Linked DNA regions of Homo sapiens: region 2 is linked to region 1. Evidence: read pairs that join two places in POLR2A ChIA-PET (ENCODE). Cell type or tissue: PC-3. All regions are shown on one strand. Each heading gives the region's core, and the rest is flanking DNA. Links, peaks and the distances in the headings are about the cores only.

What was found. Peaks named below come from ENCODE experiments on the same cell type or tissue, not always from the same donor. Only the 100,000 strongest peaks of a DNase experiment are listed, where the experiment ranks them.
Region 2: POLR2A ChIA-PET joins it to region 1 with 5 read pairs; 1 of 35 experiments calls an interaction of 5 or more read pairs at or near these places.

Annotation. Positions count from the first base shown.
Region 1 is chr17:5,695,487-5,698,401 of GRCh38, reverse strand. No RefSeq gene overlaps it. Among named protein-coding and RNA genes, the nearest start is that of NLRP1, 110 kb to the right of the region's middle. In PC-3, for the core only: no CTCF peak of the experiment used is centred there; no DNase peak of the experiment used is centred there.
Region 2 is chr17:6,051,179-6,054,093 of GRCh38, reverse strand. No RefSeq gene overlaps it. Among named protein-coding and RNA genes, the nearest start is that of WSCD1, 18 kb to the left of the region's middle. In PC-3, for the core only: no CTCF peak of the experiment used is centred there; no DNase peak of the experiment used is centred there; H3K27ac peaks cover 1,358 bases.

The sequences.
Region 1 (2,915 bases), core at 160-2,659:
TCTCAGTCATCATTTTGCATAGGCAGTTTCACTGTTACAAGTCAAGGGCCGCATGAGCAGGACCGTGGGGGTCACGTTAAAGATTTCTGCCTTTCTCCTAAGGGTAATGAAGTGGAATTGAAAAGTGTTCAGCAGGGGAGTGAGGCAAAAAGTTCTCCCCTACACAAATAAAAACCCCACTTTCTGTAAGTTACAGCGTTCAGCTCCATTTTACCTTTAGGGGTCACAGGATGATAACGACAACAATGGAAATTTGTCATAGTACGTGTTGGGTGCTGGCTACCACTGTGAGTGCTTTCTAGCGATAATCCTGTGAGATGGGTGCTGTCGTTGTCTCCATTTTACAGGACAGGTGCTGAGAGAGGGTGTAGCTTGCCCAAGATCTCACAACTAGCATGTAGTGGAACCAGGAAAGGAACCAAGGCAGTCAGTTTCCAGGGGCTGAGCTGGTAGCCACCAGGGTATTGACACAGGCAGCACCTGCTTTATTAAGATGGAGCTTCACACATTGGGAGACAGCAATCCTGCCTCTTCTTTGCCTGAAGGAAGAAAGGAAGGGGAAGGAGCATTAAATGAGCATCTGCTTTCCTTAAGTAATTTGCCCAAGGTTCTGCAGCTGGTCTGATTCCACAGCCTATGCCCTCTCCAATACATCAAATATTCTCAATTATTTTCTACTCAGTTCTCCCAACTAGTGGATTAGCTGTCCTTTCCAGCACTGTGTCATCAAGAAGTCTGACAAACACTGCCGTGTCTCATGGAAGTCGTCCCGGACAAAAGGGCTGTGGCAGGTGTGCACCAGAGAGCTCTTCATTCAGCCATCAAACAGGCTTATAGCCATCAAATGGGCCTCCATGTTTAACCCACCATGCTTATTCATCACATCGGGAATGCTTCTCCCTCTGGTCCTCAAGGAGATCATGCCCATTGTCAAGTGTTTTGCAAAAATCAAAATACAGCATGCAGAGTTATAGAAAGGGTCCCAAAGCAGAGATAGAAGAGATCAATTTGAGTCTACATTGCATAACTTAGCTGCGTGCTCCGGGGTAAATCCCATTTTCTTTCTGTTTCCTTGTCTGTAAAATGGGCATGTTATACTTCCCTGCCTATTTCCCAAGGCTGTTATGAAAGAGGGGGGAAAATAATAGTAAAGGAAAATGCCTTGAAAACCAGGAAATATTTTCTAGCTATGAGATTGTTTTAGAGTGTTTTCATGCTAGAATGGGCTAATAATTCTCTCAGGGAAATCCTTGGGTATGACTTTTTCTCAGGGAACCCACATTGGCTCCCTGGCTTCACTATTTTCTTTTTCCTTGCTCACAACTCAGCTGTTGAGCTGGAGGTTGTCATCTAACTCACTAGCTGTAGTCTTTCATCTACAATCTCCCTTTAGATTTCCATTCTAAATTATGGAATCTCACGGTGAGAAGAGACTCTACAGGTGAAATCATCTGGATTTCACCATGGGCCTCTATAATACACCTCCCTCACTGGCCACACAGAATTCCTGCTGCCCCATTGTGGTGGACATGATTGTCCTGGTGAAGTTTGGCCTAGTGCCAGTGCAGCCTCACGGCCACACCTATGGAAAATGAAGAAAGCCCATGCTTACAATTCCAACTAAGCTCAAAGAGGTCAGGAATTCACACTAAGGATGATAGAGCAGGACTGTCCATTGCCCCCTCAAGACAAGGGGGCTCCAGGGCACTGGGTTCATGCTGAGCCTCAATATTCCAGAAGCCTGGGCAGGTGCATGGGGGCGGGGGTAGGCCAGAAGGGAGACATTGGGGCCCCCTTTGGACCAATATCAGAAAGGCATGAAAGAGACAGCTGGTCTATAGAGTGAGTGACTAAGTCCAGCAGTGTCTGGATGTCTGCAAGGACCAGAAACAGATATTGGCAAGGAGATTCTCAGAATCTCTCAAGGAGGACCCAAATGCTGAAATTCAGGCTGGGATGCTACATTCACCAGCTGGAATATCACCAGGTATCCAGGATCAGAAGCACTTCCTGGTCACACACAGTCATCTTAGAGATGTACCTCAGCCCAGTGTCTGTGTTCAGGCCACCTTGCCTCCTCTTTACTGAGCCAAGCTTCCCCAAAGTTCTCCAGGAGAAAGTCTCTCCCTTGCAGATCTCCAGACCCAGGCGTCCTTCACAGGGCTGCCTTCCCTGAGTGACAGGGGCCTGCCTCAGCTGCCACCACTTAAACAGCTCCAGCGGAAGCCTCTCATAAGACTTGACCAAATGTGCTTTAAGGTGGAGATTACAAAAACAACCCACAACATACCAGCCCAGCAAACAGACATCCTGGGAATAACCAAATTGGTGGCTCCCAGCAGCTCTGCCCTCTCATTGCAGCCTGGGTCCCTGAATCCTCCCAGAACGAGGGTATATTCGTCTGTTTTTATACTCCTATAAAGAACTGCCTGAGACCGGGTAATTGATAAAGGAAAGAGGTTTGGTTGACTCACAGCTCATCATGTCTGGGGAGGCCTCAGGAAACTTACAATCATAGCTGGGGAGGCCTCAGAAAACTTACAATTATGGCAGAAGGTGAAGGGGAAGCAAGGTACCTTCTTCATAAGACAGCAGGGAGGAGAAATGCCAAGCAAAGGGGGAAGAGCCCCTTATAAAACCATCCGATCTCTTGAGAATTCACTATCGTGAGAACAGCACAGGGGAAACCACGCCCATGATCCAATTACCTCCACCTGGTCTCTCCCTTGACACATGGGGATTATGGGAATTGTGGGGATTGTAGTTCAAGATGAGATTTGGGTGGGGACACAAAGCCTGATCATATCATAGGGTAAATGGTAAAACTAGCCTTCTTGTTACAGCCATATAGCACAAAGTTTATGAGCCCTGTTGCTGGGTCAGGCTGCCTGGGTCCACAGGCCAACTCCCCCAGT
Region 2 (2,915 bases), core at 138-2,637, 360 kb before region 1:
TCCTTCATCCTCTCAGAAGTGAGCGGCCGCAGGAAGCAGGGACTGTATTGCTCCATCCCTGCAGGGCACCGCCTGCCCTGGTCCAGGTAGCAGAGCACAGTCAGGTCCCTCTGCCTGGCTTGATGCCGTAGCGAAAGATTTGTGCACCCCTATCTTTATTTTTGTTTGTTTGTTTGTTCAATTTGTTCAAACCTTGAGTGAGGAATAAGGTGCTATTTATTGGGGAGGTGTTCAGAGACCTCAATATTTTTCTGCACAGTCACCCACAAAGTCAATGTATCACTTGGCATAAGGCACAACCTGCCTGTCCATACCAGAACTGTTAAAAGACAACCACACAACTATAAAGAACCGATCTGGACTAATCCAGGTGTCTAGAAATTACCAAGGTTAAAGCGTGATGCCCAGAGTCACAGCCACAGGCTCTTGCTGCCCCTGAAACCACTCCATGTACAAATGTGGCTTCCTGAATTCCAGATCTATTTTTTTTCTTCCCCAGGGCACCAAATATTAAGGATTTGTGGAGAAATCCCTACCAAGTGGTACCCTGCTACTTCTCCTAGGTTTTGAACAAGTTGTGAAATAAAATTAAAAAGTAAAGATAAAGGCCAAAATATCAAGTTTGTTTCTCCTAGAAGCCAGGTGGAAAATGTGGCCTTGGGGCTATTAGACAAGTGGCTTCCTCTTACTCAACCCCTGAACCTGGCCAGTGTATCCACCTCGTCCCAGGCAGCGCCAGCCTGCAGCGTGGAGGGTCCTGCCCAAGTGAGACTTATGTCTTAGACGAGCAGAGAACTTTGCCCTCTGAAGTCAGACTTGACCAAAAGAAGAAGGACAAAGCCCAGCACGGTTATTCTTCCCAAGTTTACCTATCAGAAGAGTCAGTATGTGAAAAGCTGGAGAAAGGTCATGTGTGCTTAGGGGAAAATCCCTTTTCCTGTGAACCAGGAGTGGAGAAAAAGGAGTTCCCTTCTAACAACTGGTAACCCTGTTTGCTCAGTCACCCAAACCAGAAACTAAGGAATCATTCTCTCCTCCTACCTGTCTACCTCACACATGACTGTTTAGTCACTATATCCTGTTGATCCCAAATTTGCTTTTTTTTTTTTTTCTCACTCTATTGCCCAGGCTGGAGTGCAGTGGCATGATCTCGGCTCACTGCAACCTCCACCTCCCAGGTTCAAGCAATTCTCTGCCTCAGCTTCCCGAGTAGCTGGGATTACAGGCACCTGCCACCACGCCTGGCTAAAATTTTGTATTTTTAGTAGAGACAGGGTTCATCATCTTGGCCAGGCTGGTCTTGAACTCCTGACCTCATGATCCACCCTCCTCGGCCTCCCAAAGTGCTGGGATTACAGGCATGAGCCACCGCGCCCTGCCCCAAATTTACTTTCCAAATAAATTTCAAATCCGTCCACTTCTCTCCAACACCACTGACAATACCCTGGTCCAAGCTGTCTCTCTCCCAGGCAACAGCAGTAGTTTCCTTACTTGTCTCCTTGTTTCTATTCTTCCCTCCCCTAGTCCATTCTTCTCTCCTCAGAGTAGTCCTTCTAGAATGAAATTCTGGTCATATCAGTGATGTTCTTAGAACTCTCCAGATCCTTACAGCACTGCCTTCGTCTTCAATCTCATCTGTTCCCCATCCCTCCTCATCCTGCGCTTCAGGTATATTCACCATCTCCCCATGCCTCCAGTGAATTCTGCCCACTCATGCCTCAGGGCCTTCATACATGCAGTTTGCTGGTTCGTTCTCTTGCTCCTTCTTTACTTTTTTACATGGATAAATTTTAATAATTTTTTAAGTCACAAGATGGAGTTAGAGCTATACAACATTCATGAACAGGAACAGTCTTAATATTATGAAGATGCCCAGATCCAATAAAATTCCTATCAAAATTCCAAAGTGCTAAATTTTTAACAGCAGCTTCTAAAGTGATTCTAAATTTGTATGTAGGAGTAAAGCCTGTAGAATAGCCAGGACATTTCTGATAAAGAAGATCCAGGAGAAGTGACTAATGCTAACAAATAACAGGACTTACTTTGATGCCAGAGTAATTCAGTCAGTTACGGAAATGGTGCAAAAATAGACAAATAGACTAATAGAGTCCAGAAAAAGATTCATACGCAGATAGACAATAGAATTACATATCACGACAATGGAAAAGGGAAGGGTTTTTTTTGTTTTGTTTTCAATTTTGTTATCTTGTTTTTAAATAAATAGTGCTATTTCAATTAGGTAGTCATCTAGGAAGAAGTACAGCTTGATGCCTACACCTCATACCATACTCAACAAGGCAAGTTACAGCTAGAAGAAGATGTAATACGTACAAGGATTAGTATCAATAACATGAAAAGAACTACAACTGGGCCAGGTGCAGTGGCTCACACGGGTAATCCCAGCACTTTGGGAGGCCGAGGCAGGTGGATCACCTGAGTCCAGGAGTTTCATACCAGCCTGGACAACATGACAAAATCCCATCTCTAAAATAAAAAAAAGAAAGAAAAAAAAAAGAACTACTACCGTAACTCAAGGTAACCAAATAATTGCTAATTAATTAATAATAAAATTGGATCACACATGGGCCAAAAATGAACGTGTATCATAAAAATGTATTCATCTGCTCAGCCTCATCTGTTATGGTATTCAGCCGTAACAGAATACCAAAAACTGGGTGGTTCAAACAACAGAAATTTATTTTCTCACAGTTCTAGAGGCTGAAAGTCCCAGATCAAGGTGTCAGGAGGGTTGGTTTCTGGTGAGGGCACTTTTCCTGGCTTAGGGATGGCTATCTTCTTCTTCTTGTGTCTTCACGTGGCCTTTCCTCTGTGGGCTTGAGCTCCTGGTGTCTCTTCATCTCCTTCTAAAGACACCAGTCCTATTGGATTAGGGCTTCAACATTATGACTTCATTT